3 separate regions of the Homo sapiens genome follow, and all the other regions are linked to region 2. Evidence: read pairs that join two places in POLR2A ChIA-PET (ENCODE). Cell type or tissue: MCF 10A. All regions are shown on one strand. Each heading gives the region's core, and the rest is flanking DNA. Links, peaks and the distances in the headings are about the cores only. Region 1 overlaps MARCHF10 (membrane associated ring-CH-type finger 10). Region 2 overlaps MARCHF10 (membrane associated ring-CH-type finger 10). Region 3 has its middle 68 kb from the start of MARCHF10-DT.

What was found. ChIA-PET counts read pairs that join two places held together with the same protein. Peaks named below come from ENCODE experiments on the same cell type or tissue, not always from the same donor. Only the 100,000 strongest peaks of a DNase experiment are listed, where the experiment ranks them.
Region 1: POLR2A ChIA-PET joins it to region 2 with 10 read pairs; 8 of 35 experiments call an interaction of 5 or more read pairs at or near these places.
Region 3: POLR2A ChIA-PET joins it to region 2 with 19 read pairs; 2 of 35 experiments call an interaction of 5 or more read pairs at or near these places.

The regions. Positions count from the first base shown.
Region 1 is chr17:62,720,818-62,728,652 of GRCh38, forward strand. MARCHF10 (membrane associated ring-CH-type finger 10) reads right to left here. Exons shown (of 11, transcript NM_152598.4): 7 at 4,121-4,287; 8 at 1,671-1,780. The region is part of intron 2 of MARCHF10-AS1 (MARCHF10 antisense RNA 1); the gene reads left to right. Among named protein-coding and RNA genes, the nearest start is that of MARCHF10-AS1, 19 kb to the left of the region's middle. RefSeq lists an enhancer at 4,112-4,191. In MCF 10A, for the core only: no CTCF peak of the experiment used is centred there; a DNase peak (open chromatin) is centred at 4,064.
Region 2 is chr17:62,775,935-62,783,769 of GRCh38, forward strand. All of the region lies in intron 3 of MARCHF10 (membrane associated ring-CH-type finger 10), which reads right to left. Among named protein-coding and RNA genes, the nearest start is that of MARCHF10, 28 kb to the right of the region's middle. In MCF 10A, for the core only: no CTCF peak of the experiment used is centred there; DNase peaks (open chromatin) are centred at 3,257, 4,557, 5,697 and 6,027.
Region 3 is chr17:62,872,236-62,880,070 of GRCh38, forward strand. No RefSeq gene overlaps it. Among named protein-coding and RNA genes, the nearest start is that of MARCHF10-DT, 68 kb to the left of the region's middle. In MCF 10A, for the core only: no CTCF peak of the experiment used is centred there; DNase peaks (open chromatin) are centred at 4,006 and 4,986.

The sequences.
Region 1 (7,835 bases), core at 1,079-6,078, 55 kb before region 2:
ATAGAGCTTTCTGCTCAGGAGTCTCTGCTCCGGTAAGTTGTGATTTTTTTTTTTTTTTTTTTTTTTTTGAGATGGAGTCTCACTCTGTCGCCCAGGCTGGAGTGCAGTGGTGCGATCTCGGCTCACTGCAACCTCTGGCTCCCAGGTTCAAGCGATTCTCAAGCCTCAGCCTCCTGAGTAGCTGAGATTACAGGCATGCGCCACCACGCCCAGCTAATTTTTGTATTTTTAGTAGAGATGGGGGTTTCGCTGTGTTGGCCACGCTGGTCTCAAACTCCTGACTTCAAGTGATCCGCCCACCTTGGCCTCCCAAAGTGCTGGGATTAGTGATTCTATCTGCCTGTCTTTCCAATTTTAGGGGCAGTGATTTGCTCTGTGACTTCACTTCTCTTATGGATCTAAGAAGGGTTGTTGATTTTGCACTTTTTAAAGCTTTTTACTTGTTGTTAAAACGAAGTGACAACTTCAAACTCTTTACATACTGAACTGGAAAGTGTACTAAGTCTTTGAAACTTGGTGTTTAAAATTAGGTGATATATTACCCCCCTTTTTTTTTTTGGTACTGTGTCTTTGAAATTTGGTGTGTATGTGACACTTACAGGATATGTTGATTAGAACAAGCCACCTGTTCATTAGCCACAAGTGGCTTGTGACTTCTATATTGAACAAAATAGTATTAGGTTGGTGCAAAAGTAATTGTGGATATTGCCAACAAAAGTGGCAAAACTGCAATTACTTTTGCACCAACCTAATAGTTCTAAATGGAAGACTGTTTGCCTGAGAATTGGGTGATTAACTGTTATCTCAGGCACAAATCAACTTCCCACTTGAGGGTAACTAACTTTTTTACAATATTAGAAATGCAGTCCAAATACCCTAGGAGAGTTAATTCACTAGGTGATAAAGATCAGCCAGTAGGCATTTACCTCATGTTCATTAGCTGTATGTAGGTAAAGCAGTTCCTTCTTATCCCAGGGTTACTTGGTATTTAAATTAGGGACCATTTCCTCCAAGACCCTGATTTTTTTTTCTCTTGTTATTAAATTACTTCTGCAAACGTGGGTGTGGAGCTTGCCAGAATTTTTTGGTATTTTTCTGTGTCCAGTTGCCCACTGAAGCTTCTTACTTTTGTTCCCAACAGCAGGGCAAACTCAACCCAGGACAAATAAGACTTCCAACTCTCGGCCAGGTGTAGTGGCTCACACCTGTAATTGTAGCACTCTGGGAGGTGGAGGCAGACAGATCACTTGAGATCAGGAGTTCGAGACCAAGCTGGCCAACATGGAGAAACCCCATCTCTACTAAAAATACAAAAATTAGGTGGGTGTGGTGGCACACGCCTGTAATCCCAGCTACTCAGGAGGCTGAGGTGGGAGGATCGCTTGAACCTGTGAGGCAGAGTTTGCAGTGAGATTGTGCCACTGCATTCCCGCCTGGGCGACAGAGTGAGACTCTGTCTCAAAAAAAAAAAAAAAAAAAAAAGGCTTTTCAACTCTCTAATACTCTAATTTAGTGGCAGGTCTTCTCAGAGAAGTAAGCTAAATGGATATTGTCAGACTCCTGCCAGCAGAGACCTTCTACATTTCTTAGATCAGGGAAGGGGAATGTCTTCTCGCCCTGCCCCTCTAACATACTTTAACCTGTGGAGGCAGAGTGGCCACATTTCTTACCTGAGATTGCTGGTGCTTCTGGTAGAACTCAATCATGTTAAAGTCACCCAGGTCAACCAGCAGGCCTTGCTTACACATCTCACAGGTCTTCACGGCACCAAGATCTGCTCCTTAAATTGGATAAAGAATTATATGTACATATAACCATGGGTCTGTTTGTGTTAGCACTTTGGACAGGTGATATTTGGGGAGTGAACTTGTGTGTGTTATGAATTCTGAGCTTCAGTGACCTTCCTTTAAAGCCAGCCATCTTCTGTAGAAAATGACCTTGAATCTGAGAGCTGAAAAATTTCCTTTGTAGTCATCTATTATGCAAGCTTCATAGAAGTGAAATTCCCACGACTTTTAAATAGCAGATCTTGCTTTCTATTTAAATATAAACAGGATGGTTCATAAACTTGGAATTGCTGCACAGAGGCTAAGAGTCTGTAACACAGGTGTTTGTAAAAAGAGTGACTATTCAGCTTTTTTTTTTTTTATTGTAGACCCAACACAGGTCCAAGTAAATAAATTAGTGAGGACCAAAATAGATGGCAGAAGCTATTCTCGATCAATGGCTTAAAAATCTGCCTTTACTCCTGCCCAGGTAACATTGCCACCTGAGAACAGTGAGGGAGCGAGGGGCCAGGTGTGGGTACTAGTTACAGTAGTACCCAGGGCCAGCTCATCAGCCTGAGCTCAGACTCATCGGGGAAAAGGAATATGAGAAGGCTTCCTTTGTTGCTGTTTTTATAAAAACAGGCATTCTAGATCAGCATTTTTATCCTATTCCCCAATGCAAAAGTGGAGGATGCAGAGCTGGGCTGTTATGTCTAAGCAAACATTCTGCCAGACAGTTTCTCCCCCTTAGTTGCGGCTTTTGACTAATGATGTACTGGTGTTTATTTTATGCATTAGAAAATAAAAGACCTATTAGTTACCTGCATGTATTTGGTAAAAATAGGGCTTGTGCAGTTTCATACCTCCATTCTATTTCCCCACTGGGGATATAAAGAAACAGTAAATAATAGAGACTTTCAAAGGGCAAGGATGAACAGGAAGTAATCCCTTATCTGCATTTTGTTCGCTTGACTTTTTTTTTTTTTTTTTTTAGCGTCATTCAGTAACGCTTTAGGCTACCAAATGTCCCATGAGTCTTCCGATCGAATCCTACTGAACACACCCATACAAGCGTTGACATTTATGAGCATAGCAGCATTTTCATGACATGTTTCACAGGTAACTTTTTCTGTGTTAGATGTTTAATTGGCCCAAATTTCTAGGAAGATAAAGGATTGCATGGCAGAGTCGTTAGCAACCAAAATCTACTCGTTTTCTTCCCTCTCTGAAGGACTGAATATTTTGCTCGTTATATGGATATGCGTTTAAGCATCTTGATCAGTGGACTTATATTTCTTATGCTAGGGAAGTTGCATAAAACGGGCTCCATGGATGACACAGTAATATGATTACCCCACGTGTTCATTCTCTGATTCCATGGTGTGCTGTCCTTGGTGAGGGGGCGTGGCAACACCTCATGGGGACAGGGTAAAGCTCTAAGTCTCCCTGCAGCCTGGATAGTGACGGCTAAGGAGAAGGATATGGAAGACGGGGAGAAATAGGATCTGGCTGTGGGGGGATATGTTTTCAGAGATGTGTGTCTGAAAGAAGCCGCAGCTATTTTCTGATCAAGTTGCTCTTTGCACTGATGTTCCATGCATTTTTTTTTTTTTTTTGCTTAAAGTTGATCTCATTCCTAAAGCCATGCTTTAAAGAAACCTTCTGTTCTCTGCCCAGAAAACTACAGCCGACCTACCGATGTGGTTGTATTTAGGTTATAACCTGCTCAGGGAGTTGAGAAGGTGCCGCACACCCAGTTATAAGATGCTAGGGAGCTGACAAAATCAGCACATGGAAATTTCTTTATCTAATATGGTTCTAGACAATCAGATCAGCACTCTTATCCCTATTGCTAAAAGGCAGCTTTGTTTAGTTTCTTAGGTGACCCCCAAATAAAAGGAAGTAGGATGTGTGTGCTGGGGGTCTCTCATGAGGGACCTTCTGAAGTATTTTGCTGGGTGTCTGCTAGCTGGGCACGGCTACTGTGTGTCTGCTGAGCTTCCACCGCTGACCCACTTCTATTTCCTTCCTCCTGAGAGGCGATCTTAGCATCTCTGCTCAGGCCTCAAGCAGAGGTAGAATTCAATAGCATTTGTTCCCAGGAGTCTTCTCTCAGATAAAAGCAAAAAACAAAAAACAAACCAAAACAAAAACAAACAAAAAACCCCCAACTCCCTCCCATAGTTTAAAGACAGCTTTTATGAGCAAGGATCTGGAGCTCAGCCACGTGTCCCTGAGTCGCTGTTCTGCGGAGGAGAGTGAGCTGATGACAAGGCTCCGGGGCCCACACCGTGGTGCCTCATGTTAATTACATGTCGTGGCACGTTCACTGCACTTCCTTCCCCACCTACCTGATGTTATTTTCACTTTCAGCCACTTTTTCAGGCACTCTTGATGAACAAACTGCAGGCTTCCCACACAGCCGCAAGGCTCCAGGAGGGGGTTGCTTGGGGAACCCCCGGCTATCTGACAGATGCGACACAAGTCTCCCTCCTCCTCGGAGTCCTCCTCCAGGAGACTAAATGTGAAAACAAGCCCTCGTGACCAGGAGGCTACACGTTTGCAGTTTCTACAAATACCAGTTCCCAGAGCATTGACAGAGAAGGAAGAGGGCTCCTGGTACTCACCCGCTGCCCCCTCTGACCCTAGTGAGATGATTTTTGATAACACAGGCACAAATTCTCTCTTTTTTTTTGAAACAGAGTCTCACTCCGTTGCCCAGGCCGGAGTGCAGTGGCACAATATTGGCCCACTGCAGCCTCAACCTCCTCAGGCTCTGGTGATCCTCCCACTTCAGCCTCCCAAGTAGCTGGATTACAGGTGCATGCCACCACACCTGGCTATTTTAAAAATTATTTTGTAGAGATGGAGTCTCACGATGTTGCCCAGACTGGTCTTGAACTCCTGGGCTGAAGCGATCCACATGCCTTGGCCTCCCAAAGTGCTGGGATTACAGGTGTGAGCCCCTGGGCCTGGCTGAGGCACAAATTCTTGTAACAGGCTTCTTTGCAATTGTCAATACGTGTGAGCTGACATGGAGGACCAGCACTGCCACCATAAATCAAGAGGTAAAGGGAAATGGCTACAGAATCATTTTCAAACTGGAGTCAAGGCCAGGAGCCCCTCTCCCTGCCAGGAAGTTGGTGGGGGTGGCATACTGGTGAGTGCATGGGATTCGTGGTCAGGGGGCCTGGGTTTGAGGCCAGCCTCTGAAACTTGTGAGTTGTGTGACTTTGGATAAGTTCCTTAATCTTCCCAAGACCCTGTTTCCTCATCTGTACAATGAGGGTCATGGTGATAACACCACTGCCACCTACTTCCTAGGGCTGTGGCCAGGCTGGCTACGTGTGACAATGAGGAACCTGTTCTGCAAACTGTAAAGTACATCTAGTGTCTGGCAAGGTGTTGTGCACAGAGTTCACTTAATAGATGTTGGTTTAGGTGGATGATGAACCAATAAACCTGGACACAATCTCCCGAATAACACCACACATGCCAACAAATGACATCAGCATTCCAGAATGTAAGCGGCTGGAATCTGATGAAGATAAGAACTAACGAAAATGTAAGTAAAGATATTTGTGTCTAATAAATGGTGAGTGAAGAATAGCTGGTCGATGTTCATGTTGGGAGGTTTTAAGAAGCCTAAGGCTATTTTCTTTTCTTTAGAGTCCTCACGGGACTGGGGGCCATCTGGTCAAGGAAAGGAAACTGGCTAGAGACTAAAATCAAAAGAGGAAGAAATGGACATTGCTCTGGATGGAGAAATATATGCTCAATTTCTTGAAAGACTTTTTTCCCCATGAAAGGGCAGCTCAGTGTAAAGAAGCAGAATTACAGTTTTCCATTATGGACATTCTCAATAACTTAAAGACATTTTCAACATTCAGACTTCAATACATTTCAACATAATTTCCATATTTTCGTAAGTAATCAGGAAGAACATGTGTACATGGGAGTGAGTGCTCCAACTGGTGAAGATAAACTAGAGAGAGATCTTGCAAGTTTGAGAAGGTAGGCAGAAAAGTGGTAGAAGATTATTTTTTGTTGTTGTTGTTTGTTTTGAGATGGAGTCTTGCTCTGTCACCCAGGCTGGAGTGCAGTGGCTCGATCTCAGCTCTCTGCAACCTCTGCCGGATTCAAGCGATTCTCCTGCCTCAGCCTCCCGAGTAGCTGGGATTATAGGCGTGCACCACCACACCTGGCTAATTTTTGTATTTTTAGTAGAGATAGGGTTTCACCATGTTGGCCAGGCTGGTCTCGAACCCTTGACCTCAGGTGATCCGCCTGCCTTGGTCTCTCAAAAGTGCTGGGATTACAGGTGTGAGCCACCACACCTGGCCTAGAAGATTTTTAATTTAGGCAACTACACGGGATTTGCATTTGGAAACAAGTGCTCTAAATCAGTGGTTTCCAATAGAAAATAAATGACCATCAGGTTCACCGGTAGAGATTTTACAAACAGATTCCTGGGCTCCACCCTTAGAGGTTCTGGTTCAGTATCTGGGGCCCAGGAACCTGAACGTTAAGATGGTCATGCAGGTCTGAAGATCACTGATCTCAACAGGAGGACGAAGGGCTCTGTGGTGAACTTGTTATGGTTGATAAATATCTGACTCTTAACTTAAGGTCCTCCATCTTCTCAAAGGTATAGGTGGGGATCCACTGGCTACCCTACTTTGCAAAAAAATTTTTTTTAACAAATAAAAGTGAAGAAGAGACAGAAAAGCACAGAAAAGAAAAGGAGAATCAAGCATAAAATCATTACCCCAAAGTAACTGCTTGTTAATAGTTGAGTCTGGCCGGGTGCAGTGGCTCACACCTGTAATCCTAGCACTTTGGGAAGCCGAGGCAGGAGGATGGCTTGAGCTCAGGAGTTCAAGCCCAGCCTGGGCAACACAGCGAGACCTTGTCTCAAAAAAAAAGAAAAAAATATATAGCTTGGTGTACTAGCCTTTGGTATTACTCCTGTGCACATACTGTTTTATAGAATTGAGACTGCTTTTAGGATTAGCTCAAGATAGCAGGCTAAGCACCCCCATCAGTCTCCTTTCCCACACAAATCTCTTAAAAGACCAAAAAAGAAAATTAAATAGAATGAATCCACAATAGTGCTGGAAAACAAGCAGGCCAGAAATAATGAGGAATTCTTGGAAAGTCGATGAAGATATGATGATATTGACGAGAGGAAAGGAAATGGCAACCCAAGGCATTCTCACAGAAGCATGGAGAAGGGAAGGGCAGACCCAGGGAAATGCCAGGCTTGGGCTGCACCAATGCAGGGGATGGGGCAATTATGAGGGTACGAGCTCAAGAACTGCTTCAGCACGAGGGGACCAGCTGCTGCCCCCTTTCAGATACCCTGTGATGCAGGCAGCAGGTGGCATAGTGCCTCTCCCAGGGGAACATTCTGTCATTGTATTCCAAAGAAAGGGAACTCTCCATAAAGGTCAAAGTTTTTTGTCTTGCTAGAGACAGGTCTCACTCTGTCGCCCAGTGGCAATCATAGCTCACTGCAACCTCAAGCTCCTGTGCTCAGCTGATCCTCCCACTCCAGCCTCCCAAGTAGCTGTGACCACAGGTGCACGCCACCATGCCCAGCTAATTTTAATTTTTTTTTTCTTAGAAACAGGGTCTCCATTGTTGCCAGGACTGGTTTCAAAGTTTTGGCCTCAACCAATCCTGCCTCAGCCTCCCAAAGTACTGGGACTGTGGGGAGTGAGCCACTGTGCCTGGCCACAGGTCAAAGTTTTTCAAAAAGTTCACGAATGACATTCAATTACACAAAACCTCCCATTCAGGAAACTGGATCTCAGAGGAGAAAAAGCACACAATTGCCGGGGACAGCGTGCTGGCCACCTCTCTCTACTAAACCACCCATTCCTTCCTTCATGAAACAACTGGGGGCCACCTGTCACATGTGGAAACCACCAGCATGAATGAGAGGGGACAAGGAAAATAAGTCAGCTGACTCTAGAGGAAATGAATTGTTTAACGAAGGGAGGAGGTAATTCTCAGGAGGATTCAGAGAATATTGGCAGCTGCTATGTAAAAGGAACAGCAAGA
Region 2 (7,835 bases), core at 1,221-6,220:
GCCTTCCAAGTAGCGGGAATTACAGGCTAATTTTTAAATCTTTTGTAATGATGAGGTGTTGCTGTGTTGCCCAGACTGGTCTTGAACTCCTGGGCTCAAGTGATCTTCCCAACTTAGACTCCCAAAGTGTGGGATTACAGGCATGAGTCACTGCGCTGGCCCTTAAATGGTTTTTAATAAGTACTGTGGTTTTAAAAACTGGAAACATTTTTCAAAATAGAGAATTTAAAGAAAATGTAGTAAACAAACACATAGCGCTACTTACAAAGGAAAAAAAGACATTTTATTATAATCTCCTCTCACACAATGTCTGCGCTGCTAAGACCAATCAACACAGGGAACCCTTTGGGTCAGAGGTCACCAATCCTCTGCACCAACAATTCACTGAGCTGGGATAACAATTGGTGCTTCTATCAACCCGGCCACATGGCAGGATCACCCTCGTGCAAGGACGAGGCTGTCTTGCCTGTGCGTTGAAAAAGGCAGGACAACTTTCTGGAAGCATCTGCAATTCAAACGGACGGTTCTCCCATTTTAATGTCATGCCCTATTTTAAAATTACCTAGAGGAACTCAGACGAAGCACAGAAATGAAGGAGAAATTAAGCGCTGCTGGCTTTGCCCAAGATAGCTAGTACTTGTTTGCTGCATTAATGCTGCTGAAGATCTCCAGCACCCTGGTCTGCCTACAGAGGGGTTTGCACACCAGTATTCCAATTACTCTATAACCTGATCATAAAAGAAATAGCCAGTTCAGTCTGGTGAGTTATCTGGCGGAATCTTCAACCACAACAAGATGACCTCCCTTATAATGTACAAGTGAGTCCTGGGTCAACTTCAGGCCGTTCTGAGTTTCCTCCATCTACTCAGAGCTACAACCCTGCCATTCTTATGCCTTTGCATCCTTGCCTACCTGTGACCAAAGGAACCTGGTGTTTTAAAGAAGCCATCTGTCCCTCTGTAGAGTGGTATGCCAGGAAAAGAATGCTTTATTTAGCTGGCTGGCTACTCTGGTCACCACTTGTTCCGGGGTTTCAAGAGGGTCTGATCATAACTGACTAATCTTCTAGCCCAAATGGCCACTGCAGATTGGCAGCCTTACCAAACCATTCTCCCGTCAATCATTTCAAGCCAGGTCATGGAGCATTCTCCACTCCAAGTCACATTATCCCCTTTCTTCTCTTGCCCACAGTAAGGATCCCTATTCTGGCTATTACGGCGATATGGTTACAACTTTTGATAGGTGCACATTCCTAAAACATTCTTGCAATCAAGGTAAGAGGTGGAGCTCAGACACTGGACCAAATTGAGGACTAGATAAAACGGGGATGGGCTGCAAGCAGCTTTCCATAAGACATGCCCAACAATGTGCCATGTCAGTTTACCATTGCCATGGCAACACCTGGGAGTTAACACTCCTTTACATGGCAATGACCTAACGACCCAGAAGTTAATACCTTTTCCTAGAAATTTCTGCATAATCTGCATGCTATTAAAAGTAGGTATAGCCTGGGCGAAGTGGCTCATGCCTGTAATCCTAGCACTTTGGGAGGCCAAGGTGGGTGGATCACCTGAGCTCAGGAGTTTGAGACCAGGCAACATGGTGAAATCCCATCTCTACTAAAAATACAAAAAATTAGCCAGGTATGGTGGTGGGTGCCTGTAATCCCAGATACTAGGGAGGCTGAGGCACGAGAATCACTTGAACCTGAATCGCTTGCAGTGAACCGAGATCCTGCCACTGCACTCCAGCCTGGGTTACAAAGTGAGACTCCATCTCAAAAAAAAAAAAAAGAAAAAAAAAAAGAAAAGTAGGTATAAATATGATTTGAGAATGGCCCTGAGCTGCCACTCTGGGCACACTGCCTATGGGGTAGTCCTACTCCACAAGGAGCAGTCTGTCTGCTGCTGCTGTGCACCACCACTTCAATAAAAATTGCTGCCTAACACCACCGGCTTCCCCTTGAATACCTTCCTGGGCAAAGCCAACAACCCTCCTGGGCTAAGTCCCAAGGCTGGGGCTCACCTGCCCTGCATCACAACTGTCAGTCATCAAATATGCATGGAGCTCCTATTATGTGCTAGGCATTGGAAATATAACCACAAACAGTGCCTCCTCTTTTGACTAGCTCCCAGCCTAAGGGAGGAGGCAGACAGAAAGATGTACCCCATGGTGGGCATGAGCCCAGAGGGTGTTCTAAGAATACAAAGACAGGACGAGCAAAACCATTCAACCCCCAGGAGAAGCTCCAGAAACTTTTTTCAGAGGAGGTGCCCTCAGAGTTGAGGGTGCACAGAGGCTGGGCAGATGAGCTCGGGAGGTAGGCAGGGGTCAGGCACACAAGGGCCTTGGGTACCTTGCGAAGGTATCTGAATTTGATCCCAAAGACAATGGGAAACCACTGAAGAATGTTTAATAAAGGAGTGTTGTGATCCAATTTGATCCTAGAGGTATCTATCTCTCTTATAGCAGCCTGGAAGACTGCCTGTAAGGGGAAAAGTAAAGACAAAATCATTAGGGAAATGACAATAATCCAGACAAATCCAAGCACTTTGGGAGGCTGAGGCGGGTGGATCACTTGAGGTCAGGAGTTCAAGACCAGCCTGGCTAATATGGTGAAACTCTGTCTTTACTAAAAACACAAAATTAGCCGGGCATCATGGCGCACGCCTGTAGTCCCAGCTACTCAGAAGGGTGAGGATCACGCCACTGCACTCCAGCCTGGGTGAGAGAACACGACTCTGTCTCAAAAAAAAAAAAAAAAAAAAATCCAGACAAGAAAAGAGAGGGCCCTACAAAGGCAGGTAAAAGTGGACAGATTTGAGGGAGAGGAGAGGAGACAGTCAGGTTTCAGTGTTTGATTGCTGGAAGTAGGAGGAGGAGCAGAAGAAAGAGAAGGCAGAGTCTAAGATAATTTCCAGGATTCTGGCTTGGGCAGAAATAAGAACTTCAGGAAGAGGAAACAATTTGAGGGGAGATGATGATGTATTCAGCACCATGAGCCTGAGGGGCTTGTGGGACCTGCCACGGTGAACAGAGCAACGGCTAAAATGGAAAACAAACTCAAAGGAAAATTCCCACAGATCTGCACTTGTCAAACCGTGGGCTGCACATTCTCTCTCCATGACGTGCGTTTCAGGCTCCAGATGCTGCGTGCAGAGCTGCGTTCTTACCCAGTGCACCTCGAGGGCGCAGAATCTGAGCTAGAGTCAAGAGGGCGGCTGTGAAGAACACCACGCCAGGTGTTAAGGGTGACTCACAGCCTCCCAGGGTGGGGCCCCCTGGCAGCTAGAACCAGCGTGTGCATGCGCGACCTGCCTCATCAGCACACAGGCCTAGGGCCAGAAAGAAGAGGCCCGACCCACAAGGAATCTGAGAATGGGCAAGCAGAAATTAGAGAAAATTAAAAGCATGATTCATGGAACACATATGCCACATCCTAAGCCGTGGCTGCTTTCATGACACTGTAAAGGGTGTCAGTGGGTTGACATTGACAGATTAATGGGAGGATGTCTCCCCAAGAGCCGTTTGAAAGTGGAGAAGCTGAAGGTTTCACGGACACGATAGGATGAATCAATAGGGAATGAAAGGAGTCATGCAGATATACCCAGGTCATAGAAAAACACAAAATGCAAATCGAGCCAGCCTCCACGGACAGCTGAGTCACCCGAGAGCTAATATTTGCTAGGAGCCGCAGTATGCAAAGCATTGTGCTATGGATTATGCAGGGCTGGATTCTGGGAAACAAAACCCTTCCCTGGCTCATGGGGTCTTGTTTTGTTTTTGAGCTTGACTATAATCTGGAGCTGTGCTGTGCCACAGAACTTTCTGCAGTGACAGAAGTGTCCTAGATCTGCATGGTCCAATATGGCAGCCGGATGGCTGAGTGCAGTGGCTCACACCCGTAATCCCAGCACTTTGGGAGGCCGAGGCGGGTGGATCACCTGAGGTCAGTAGTTTGAAACCAGCCTGGCCAACATGGCAAGACCCTGTCTCTACTAAAAATACAAAAACTAGCTGGGCGTGGTGGCGGGTGCCAGTAATCCCAGCTATGCGGGAGGCTGAGGCAGGAGAATTGCTTGAACCTGGGAGGTGGAGGTGGCAGTGAGCTGAGATCTCACCGTTGCACTCCAGCCTGGGTGACAGAGCGAGACTCGGTCTAAAAAAAAAAACAAACCAAAAAACAAAAAATAATATGGCAGCCACTGACCAGACGTGCTCTTGAGTGTGTAACATGTGGCTAGTGCCACTAGGGATCTACACAGTACATTTAATTTTAATTAATTTAAACTTAAAGTTTAATGGCCACATGTGCCTAGTGGCCACTGTATTGAAAGGCACAGTTTTAGACCTTTGCTGCTCTCATGCATGGCTGGACATTCTGACTTTTTAAGCCATTGCAGGCTACTTGAAAAGACTTTATTTTTTATGTTAATCTCTAAAATTCGTGTGGATTCTTATGAACAAAACAATTACAGTGTTTACGTTGGGTAACAGCCTTCCTCTGGAGGCGCACCTTGCTTGCTGGTACAGTCAAGTGACTTCATTGATGTGAACAGCACACTGGGCCAGGCCTGGGGCACTGCCAGCTGCTTCTCGGTATCAGGTTCACTGCCTACGCCTCCTTCCGATGTAACCTTGAGTCCTGGTGACCTGGAATCTAAATATTTAGCACTCGGTTGCCACCAGTGAAAGGACTAGAATCTTATTTTTATTAGCAGAGCAAATGGTGCACTTAAAAAACTGACAGTGATCTCTACCTTTCTTCCCCATGAAGTAAATGCAGTGAGAACGTGTTCTCAGTCCTTGAGGCTTGTGCATTTGGAACGACGTCCTTTCCAGTGAGGATACAGGATCTTGGAAAGATGAGAAGGGCCCGTGATGTGTTGCTTTCTAGAAGCTTGCGGCTTACCATGTCCTGCGCCAATTAATCATTTTCATCATCTTCTATGGGGAAATCGGGGCTCCTGTCCCCTCTCTGTGAAGGTTCGTGGGGACAAAATTCCTTCCGTGCCTCTGTCAATCACAGCAAGCTCCTCTGGGCCAGCAGCGGTCTCGCCGGTGCCTGGGAAGGAGGGGCGTTGCTTTCTCCGTATATCCAGAAGCCTCTTTGCTTTTTAGTCTACTAAATTACCCACTTTCTAGTGGGTTATGCAGAGCCACTATTTATTTCCCTGTTAAATTCCAATCTGATGAAACAGTTCACAGGGTTGTACGTAACTCTGAAAAGGCTCTAAAATTAAGTTGCCATATTAGGTTGGCTTTTAAAAATGTGGCCTGGGACTGGGCTGAGGGATTCTAGAAGCCTCAGAACCTTCTCCTCCACCAATACCTGTTGGAGCATCACTTGCAAGTATATTTGGACACCAAGGCAGTTTATAATGTACTGTAATGTCAGTGTGCCACTTAGAAGTCTCCTTCGTTTTCACAATGATCCCACGAGATATGCATAATAAGTATCTCCTTGATGGGAAACTGAAGTGCTTGCAAGTGGTTTGCCTGAATTCACATTGTAATGAGAGGCAGAGCTGGCCTTTCATAAATGCTTTCTACTATGCCAAGCCACGACTGTAAATGTATTTAGGAAGTACCACTCTAAAGAACTTCTCAGCGCAGGCTTGATAGGTATTGCTTCATCTTGGACTTAGATGAAATCCAACTGCTGCATAACCAGCAGTTAGAGCCACTGGTTGTGGTGAGGAGGTTATGCCAGGATGAAGCAGCCAGCAGGTTAACTGTGTGTTTGGGGATCTGCCCACCTCAAGGCAGTTGTCTGGAAGGATACCTTGACACTGAAGCCATTATTTGATGGTAAATGCCTCGTTCGTTCCAGGCTCATCAGAATTGTGACAATTGGAGTCTGGGTTAAGGAATGAACAAGTGATGAAAACTGCAATATAAGTGTCAAAATTTGGTAGTGGTAAGAAGCACATAGTGACTGAATGGTGGAAAAATTTCCATGGATTAAGCAATTCACTTTCATAACAGCCACTCAATCAGAGAAGGAACCTGCCTTTACAAATCAGAGGCAAATGCTATTTCGAGTTTTCAGGTGCTGCAATCTCTAGGAGGAAATGACTTGGGATATTTCCACCTAGGGAGGAAGGCTTTGTTTGAGTTTACATCATCTCACTGAGCTATATATCATTCTCCTGCCCCTTTCTGATTGACGGAGAATCTTTTGCAACTCTAGTGCCTGATGCAACATTCAATACACTGAGCTGTGGACATTGGATCTGTCTGACCTTGGTTCTCTTTTGAGACATGCCAGCCTTCTTATTCACAGCTTCCCTTGAGAGACTAGCTCCAGGACCTCCCTGGAGTTGTGGACCCTGTGGGAAGAGGCTGAATAAGTTCTGCATCCCCTCAGGATGGGCAGCCTATACTCTGAAGGTTTGCAAACAACTGTTCTTTTTTTTTTTTTTTTTTTTGAGATGGAGTCTCGCTCTGTCGCCCAGGGTGGAGTACAGTGGCACGATCTCAGCTTACTGCAATCTCCGCCTCCCAGGTTCAAGCAATTCATCTGCCTCAGCCTCCCAAGTAGCTGGGACTACAGGCGCATGCCACCACGCCCAGTTAATTTTCGTATTTTTAGTAGAGATGGGGTTTCACCATATTGGCCAGGCTGGTCTTGAATTCCTGACCTTGTGATCGCCGGCCTTGGACTCCCAAAGTGCTGGGATTACAGGTGTGAGCTACCGCGCCTGGCCAAACGACTGTATTTTAATAAAAATTGGGCTAGGGGTTCAAATCTGGGAGGGGAATCTCCAAACCAATCCATGATTTTGGGGGTTGAAGATTTCTTGGATCTGGCTTGAGTTTCATAAGAGATCTCTGGCTTCATTTATATCAAGCAAAACCCAAAGGATTGAGCCAGGCAGGATGGACGTTATGAGAGCACAAGTTGAATGGCTGTTAAGAATGATGCATTCAGTGACACTTCCTCTCACCCTGCCCTTCCTCTGCTTTTGTGTCCAGGGGCAAATCCTCCAGTATCCCCCAAAGAATATCTCTAATGCAGAGAGCAAAGCAGAGGTGAATTTCACTGTGGAAAATTTTGATTGTGTCACTTTTCTCAGTAGAGAAGATGAGGCCTTGATGACACTTGTGCAATCAGGGCTCAAACACTTGGGAGATCATTATCTGGAGAAAACTGAGATTATGTAAGCAATGTTTCTTATTCTCTGACACACTGAGGGACAGTGTCATAGTGCAAACATAAAATATCCTGTCCTCATATTTTAGAGGAAAAATTGCCAGTTTTTTTTTTTTTTTTTTTTTTTTTTGCATTTTACTATGTTTTTCTTAAAAAAATGTTGTATTGGCTGCTCCTGAATGACTACTGGGTAAATAACAAAATGAAGGCAGAAATAAAGGTGCTCTTTGAAACCAATGAGAACAAAGACACACCGTACCAGAATCTCTGGGACACATTAAAGCAGTGTGTAGAGGGAAATTTATAGCACTAAATGCCCACAAGAGAAAGCAGGAAAGATCTAAAATCGACACCCTAACATCACAATTAAAAGAACTAGAAAAGCAAGAGCAAACAAATTCAAAAGCTAGCAGAAGGCAAGAAATAACTAAGATGAGAGCAGAACTGAAGGAGACAGACATACAAAAAACCCTTCAAAAAATCAATGAATCCTGGAGCTGTTTTTTTGAAAAGATCAACAAAATTGATAGACTGCTAACAAGACTAATAAAGAGGAAGAGAGAAGAATCAAATAGACGCAATAAAAAATGATAAAGGGGATATCACCACCGATCCCACAGAAATACAAACTACCATCAGAGAATACTATAAACACCTCTATGCAAATAAACTAGAAAAT
Region 3 (7,835 bases), core at 1,962-6,961, 97 kb after region 2:
AATAAAAAGAGAATGCACATGGCCGTGCCTGATGGCTCATGCCTGTTAAATGCGGCACTTTGGGAGGCCAAGGCAAGTGGATTGCCTGAGTCCAAGAGTTTGAGACCAGCCTGGGCAACGTGACGAAACCTCGACTCTACTGAAAATGCAAAAAATTAGCCAGGCGTGGTGGCACATGCCTGTAGTCCCAGTAACTCAGGAGGCTGAGGTGGGAGAATCACCTGAGCCTGGGAAGTCCAGGCTGCAATGAGCCGTGATCATGCCATTGCGCTCCAGCCTGGGCACAGGTTTCAAGTCCAGCTCCCCATTTACTGGCTGTGTGTGACCTCAAGCGAGTGACTTGGCTGAGCTTCACTTTCTCATCTATGAAATGGGGTTATTATTATATCGTCTAGTACTATGTAAAGATAAAAGATAATGTATATAAAAGTGCCTAGCCTGGTGCCTAATATTAGGTAGGCACCTGATAACTGATAGCATGCATATTCATATAAACAATCTTCCTTTTTTTTTTCTTTTGAGATAGAGTCACACTCTGTTGCCATGCTAGAGTGCAGTAGTGCAATCTCAGCTCACTGCAACCTCCACCTCCTGGGTTCAAACGATTCTCCTGCCTCAGCCTCCTGAGTAGCTGGGATTACAGGCGTTTGCCACCACGCCTGGCTAATTTTTTTTTTTTTTTGAGATGGAGTCTTGCTCTGTCACCCAGGCTGGAGTACAGTGGCATGATCTCTGCTCACTTCAACCTCTGCCTCCTGGGTTCAACCAGTTCTCCTGCCTCAGCCTCCTGAGTAGCTGGGGCTACAGGTGCCCGCCACACGCCTGGCTAGTTTTTCGTATTTTTAGTAGGGATGGGGTTTCACCATGTTAGCCAGGATGGTTTCAATCTCCTGACCTCATGATCCTCCCTCCTCACCCTCCCAAAGTGCTGGGATTACAGGCATGAGCCACCGTGCCCGGCCTTTTTTTTTTGTATTTTTAGTAGAGACGGGGTTTTACCATGTTGGCCAGGTTGGTCTCAAGCTCCTGACCTCAAGTGATCTGCCCACGTCGGCTTCCCAAAGTGCTGGGATTACAGGCGTGAGTCACTGCACCTGGCCTGCTTGTTTTTTTTTTAAGTAAAACTGTCGTGCGTCGTCCAACCCCACATCTTCACTGGTGCTGACAGTGAGGCTAAGGGCTGTGTATTAGGAAGAATGTCCTCCCTTATCCCATCTAAAACAGATTTCCCTCAGTATGATATGCTAGTGCCAGCCATCACAACGTTATGTAAGTAATTTTTGAAGCTATTTCTGTTTTTAGCCTATTCTACCTCTTGGGGGGTAATGAGTTCCATACATTTAGCAACCATTTTTAACTTGCTTGAAATCTTGAGAAAATCTCAAGAAACCTCTTCTTTAAAAAAATTGTTTAAATTGACAAATAGTAGTTGTTCGTATTCATGGGGTAGCTAGTGATGTTTTGATACACATGATGTATAATGATCAGATCAGGGTAATTAACATATTCATAATCTCAAACATTTATCATTTCTCTATGTTGGTAACATTCAGTATCCTCCCTCTCCCTATTTGAAACTGTATAATATATTATTGTTAACTATAGCCATCTTACAATGATGTAGAACAATAGAACTTACTCCTCCTACCTAGCTGTAATTTTGTATCCTTTATCAAATCTCTCCCTACCCCTCCCTTCCTCCTCCCCTTCCTGTCCTCTAGTATTCTCTGTTCTACTTTTTACTTCTGTGAGATCAACTTTTTTTTAGCTTCCACATATGAGTGAGACCATGCAGCGTCTTCATTCTAATAAGCTGGGGTTTGGTCTATTTTCACATTATCTGTACTTTTCATAATTCTTGAAACTGCAGTATATCCTGTCAACCTCCAGCCTTCACCCTGACCTCATACAGAAGCCCCTCCAGCCCCTTAATCACTTGAAATGCTTTGTGAACTCCCTGCTTTCTTTCTTGAAATGTATCAACCAGAACTGCACATTCCAGTCTGTGTTAGAAACAAAGGTTAGCCGGGCATGGTGGCAGGCACCTGTAGTCCCAGCTACTGGGGAGGCTGAGACAGGAGAATTGCTTGAACCCGGGAGGCGGAGGTTGCACTGAGCCGAGATTGTGCCACTGCACTCCAGCCTGGGCGACAGTGCAAGAGTCCGTCTCAAAAAAAAAAAAAAAAAGAAACAAAGGTAAAGTGATGTTTTCTTTCCCTACAACCCCCCCTACCTCACCCCCTTACTTTTTCTAACAATTTCCCAAACTTGGTTCGCCTTTGGGCGCCAGAGCACTTTCCTGAGCACTCTGCAATGAGTCCCAAGTCCCTTTCCTGGGTCACAATCGTTGGTTCATAGTGGCAGCAGCTCGTCCTCTATAGTTTGTACTTTTTCTCCTTGTCACTCTTATTTCCCACTGAAGTATATCTGCCAAAGTTGTGCCCACTCACCCAACCTCATTGCACCTCACCAGTTGGCTTCTGTCTGTATTTTTTTGTTTGTTTTTTGTTTTTCGTTTTTTTTTAGACAGAGTCTCACTCACTTGGTCGTCCAGGCTGAAGTGCAGTGGCACGATCTCGGCTCACTGCAACCTCTGCTTCCTGGGTTCAGGTGAGTCTCCTGACTCAGCCTCCCGAGTAGCTGTCATTACAGCTGTGCACCACCATGCCCAGCTAATTTCTGTATTTTTAATAGAGACGGGGTTTCACCATGTTGGCCAGGCTGGTCTCGAACTCCTGACCTCAAATGATCCACCTGCCTCGGGCCCCCAAAGTGCTGGGATTACAGGTGTGAGCCACTGCGCCTGGCCTCACAGTCGGCTTCTTGTTGAACAGACATCTAAAAGCCTAGAGATTACACTCCTAAATTGTTGTGTGATCCCACCCGATTTTACCCAGTTGACTGAAGCTCTTTGGAAGTGCGGCTCTAAATATGTCATTGCTAAAATTTTTTCCTTCCACAGGGGATAATTAAATCATGTCAAATATAGAAGCGACTTGCTCATCCCTCCCAAGCAGATTTATGGAAACTCACCTGGAAACCACCACAACCTGGAAAGGTGGCAGGAGGATGTTTATCAGGCACGTATGAGCCCAGCTTCTCAGAAGATAGACACAGGTGCCTTTGTCTCTGAACAAGTGGCAGGAGCTGGAGCCACAGTCACACTGGGGTTCTGAGTGGCTTGAGACGGGACATTGTGAGGTTTACCAGGAGGACCAAAAGCACTCAAAGTATGTGGAGGTCAGAGCAGTGGCAAAGAAGGAGTCCAGGCGGGCTGGGGAGGGGTCAAGGGGCATCAGGCAGCACGTCTGGGAGCCAGGATGACAGATGGGAGATTCAAAACAGGGCACCACTAGAAGCCTGAAAGGAAGGCAAGGTTTTATCAGGGTAGGAACTGAGCTCTGGAGAAAGAACAGGACAACTGGCCATGGCTGAAAAGGGGGCACAGGGTCAGCAAGTTGAAGACAGATCCTTATGATAATGAACCAGGGTGGAAACAGGAAAAGAGGGTTTGATGCTTTCTTTGGGGCAAACGATTCTCTCCCTATTCCTGCAACAATAGCGCAGGTTCCTAGATCAGTCATTTGGTCCATTAGCAGCTAATGCTGGTTGTGGGTATCACACCAGTAGATGGCCATCACCTTCATAAAGCTCCTGCACAATGCTCAGCTCGTGAGTGCTCCAAGGAAAACATTTCTGTGGTGACTGTGTTTGGGATTTTTGCAAACTACAGGTCCTTCTTGGGGATTCACAGTGTACATTAGCTCTGAATGTGTACAGCGTGCATTTTAAACACTCTGCCAACTCCTGAGGTATAGAAATCTGTTTCATTGTTTTTAATTTAATGTTTCTCAAATGTAGTTGACACCCGGGTCCAACAGGATCCTTTTGCTATATAACAACCCTGAACATTCTGTGGACACACCTTGAGAAACATTGTTCTAGAACATTCCTAATCTGGTGTTCCCAGGCCCTTCACAGCCTGGGCCTGCCCTTGTTTCCCAACTTTTCCTTCCTTTATTTTCTGACATTCCAGCCACATTAAGCTCTTCCCTTGCACACGCTCCTGTTGCACATTTCCTTCTTTCTTGCTATAGCAGGTGATTCATCATCTGCCCAAAAATGGGAAAAAAGCTGAGCCCTGCTCACTTCACCTCACTGTCACCCTCATGTCTGTCTATCTTTTGAGACCCACCTCAAAAGGAGCCCTGGATTCATTCTCTGCCCCATCTCTGCTCCTGCCTTCCTGTTCCTATAAATAATCCTTTGCCGCCTCTGATCCCTTCTGTCCTGGTATCTGTTACTGTCAGGGCACTTCACATGTTTTACTTTGTATAAGGCCATTTATGCCTTTTTTATTCAAACAGAATCCACGTCTCACTTTTGTACCCACCCCCCTACCAACAGAACACAGCATATTTGTAGGATTGTTAGTGGGAGCAGAAAATATGATGCCAAAACTTCTGAGGTTGGGGTAAGTTCTCTTCTCAACATTCAGGCCAGAGTTGGCAAATACCTGGCTCACCTGCTGCCAACCTGTACTCTCTCACTAATGGCACAGACTCATCAGAGAAGGCCCCAGGAGCTTCTCAACACAGTGCTCCCAGCAGTCATGATCAATGGGTTAGAAAAGGCATGAGAGAGGAAATCTGTTATCCCTGATTTAGACCTTTTGCCAAAGTGAAAGTTAGGAGAATTTAGTAAGCTGAATGTGGGAGCTGTTAATGCTACAGACCAATGACTGTCCTCTAACAGAACAGAGCAATTAGCAAAAGTATTCATTATACTTTCATGTTCATGTCTAGTCTCAAGGCTAATTATTTGTATAATTAAGATGTTACCAAATGCAAACAATTGATGAGCCTGATTTCTTGGAATGAAACATGAGACTTATGAAATGTAAATAGCTGTGAATCACTAACAGCTTTCCTTTACTTAGGCATTCTACCAAGGCATAGCCCTGTTACATTAAAGAAACAATGGAAGTATAATCCCATTCATATTTTTTAGATGACAAAACAATATGACGTATGAATTTAAATCATAGAAAAAGCACAGGTTTTAATTCTCACTCCACCATTTTCTAGCTGTGTGCCCTTGGCTGTGTTACATAAGCTCAATTTACTCGTGTTACTTACAGAGAGATGTCAGTTTCCACATTCAGAAAATGGGTGTAATAGCCCCTAGTTCAGAGGACTGCTGTGACAATCAAATGAGTTAACATGTGGAAAGAGTGCACAATCAATGTGAGCCATTGTTTTCATTATTCTACTTGTATCTACAGATTATACTTTGACAATGATCGCTTGGATTTTTTACAGTATGTAAAAAACATTAGAGAGAAATGGAATGTATATAGATGTCTCGCTATAACACCATCTGTGTGTTACTGAAAAGCTTCCATGGTCTAAAAATGGCCACAAGCCCCAAAATAACAGGGTTGGTGGGGAAAAAAAAATAGGGTTGGGACAGTCTACTCAAAACCTGGCTGGGTGCAGTGGCTTACGCCTATAATCCCAGCACCTTGGGAGGGTGAGGCCAGAAGATTTCTTGGGCCCAGGAGTTCAAGACCAGCCTGGGCAACATCATGAGACCCTGTCTACACACACACACACACACACACACACACACACACACACACACACACAGACACACACACAATTAGCCAGGCATGGTGGCACACACTTGCAGTCCCAGCTACCCAGGAGGCTAAGGCAGGAAGATTGCTTGAGCCAGGGGAGGTTGAGGCTGCAGTGAGCTGTGATTACACTACTACGCTTCAGCCTGGATGACAGAGCAAGGCCCTGTCTCAAAAACAAAACAAAATGAAAAACAAAAACAACAACAAAAAAACTATGCAATTGTAACCAGAGCACTCACAAAAACAATGTCAAAACTAATGAAACATTACCCCAGTAAGCCTCAGCTTTCACAAACATTTGCACACCGCATCCCAGCCTTGAACCCTAGGGCTCCTCCTGCTGCTTTGAGATATAGGCCCTGGAGGGCATTTGCTTCTAATAGGGACCAGTTTTATCAAAATTAAACATTTGATTTAAAGAGCGGTGTTCTTCGCTAACCCATCCTTCTAATACAAAGAGAAACGTTTTCACTGCTTCTTCAACAGCACCCTCAGTTTTTCCAGAAACTTGACAAGAGAACAGCATAGTGGTTCCCAAGTCACTAAATCAGTCAGTCCCTGCAGCTAAAGAAGGCAGCTGTGTGTATTCTCAGCTTTTTCTTAAGGCCTCCATAGAGTGCTAAGGTTTCCTCTTATTAAAGAGGTAGTTATTGTGAGAAAGCTGGCTCCTGGCTTCAAAACATTTACATGCTGGGGGAAAAAAGTGCATAGGAACCCACATGACATCTGTGTTATACCAATTCCCCTGTTTACTCATGGCTTGTGAGGTCGCTCATATATAAGAAACATTTGTAGCAACAACAGTTTATATTGAATATCTCCAATCTGCTAGTTGATGTGGTAAGAACTAAATAGAAGCCATGTGATTTAATCTGCACATTAGTCGAGTGTGGTAGAGGTAAGGTATCCTTACCTTTGAGGCTTAGAGACATTAAATAACTTGCCTGAGATTACAAGTTTTTAAGTAGTAAAGCCAAAATTCCTACCTGGAATCTAACGTCAAACCTCATGCCTTTTGAGATCACACTATCCCTACTAAGGATGGCTGGAGGCAGGAAAGAAGACCGACATCCCTGGCCATGGTAATGAGTGAAAGCCTGATTCCTAACCACAAGTCACTAACATTTAATTGCATTTAATCCTCACAACAACCCTGCTACACAGTTATTATTACCACCAATTTATCGATGAGGAAACTGAAGCTCATTCATCAAAAGACAAGCCACCCAATTTTTAAAAATAGACTGAAGATTTGAAGGAAGAAACGTCCATTAGAAAACATGCAAATCAAAATCACAGTAAGATGGCACTTGACACCCACTAGACGGGTGGTGATTATAATAAAAAAGACATAATAACAAGTGTCGGTAGTTGGTGATGATGTGGAGAAATTGGAACCCTCGTACACTGCTGGTAGGAATGTAAAATGGTGCAGCCACTTTGGAAAACAATCTTTCAGTTCCTCAAACAACTAAACAGAGTTATCATATGATCCAGCAATTCTGCTCTAGATATATACACAGAGAAATGATAACATATCTACACACAAAAAGGTACATGAACATTAATAGCAGCATTATCCATAAAACCAAGTGGAAACCAAAATTTCCATCGACTGATGAATGGATAAATAAAATTATATCTGTTTAATTAAATATTTGGCAAGAAAGAAATTAAATGCTGATACATACTACAATCTGGATGAACCTTGGAAACTTTATGCTAAATGAAAGAAGCCAGCCACAAAGGACCACATATTGTACGATTCTATTTTTTGAAATGTCCAGAATGGGCAAGTATATAGAGACAGAAAATAGAATTGTGGTTGCTTAGGGGTGAGGATGATGAAGGGTTTGTGGGGCAATGGCTACGGAGTACAGGGTTTCTTTTGGAGTGATGAAAATGTTCCAACGTTGATTGTAATAATGGATATACAACTCTGTGAATATACCAAAAGCCTTCGAAGTGTACACTTTAAATGGGTGAATTGTGTGGTAATTGAATTATATCTCAATAAAGCTGTTTTTAAAAAAAAAATCTTTAAAAGATTTGAACAGGCACTTCCAAAAGGAAGCCATCCAGATGGCCATAAGGATATTTTTTTAAAGTGTTCAACATCATTAATTATCAGGGAAACACAAATTAGAACCACAGCAGGCTATCTCTACACAACTACTAGGATGGCTAAAATTAC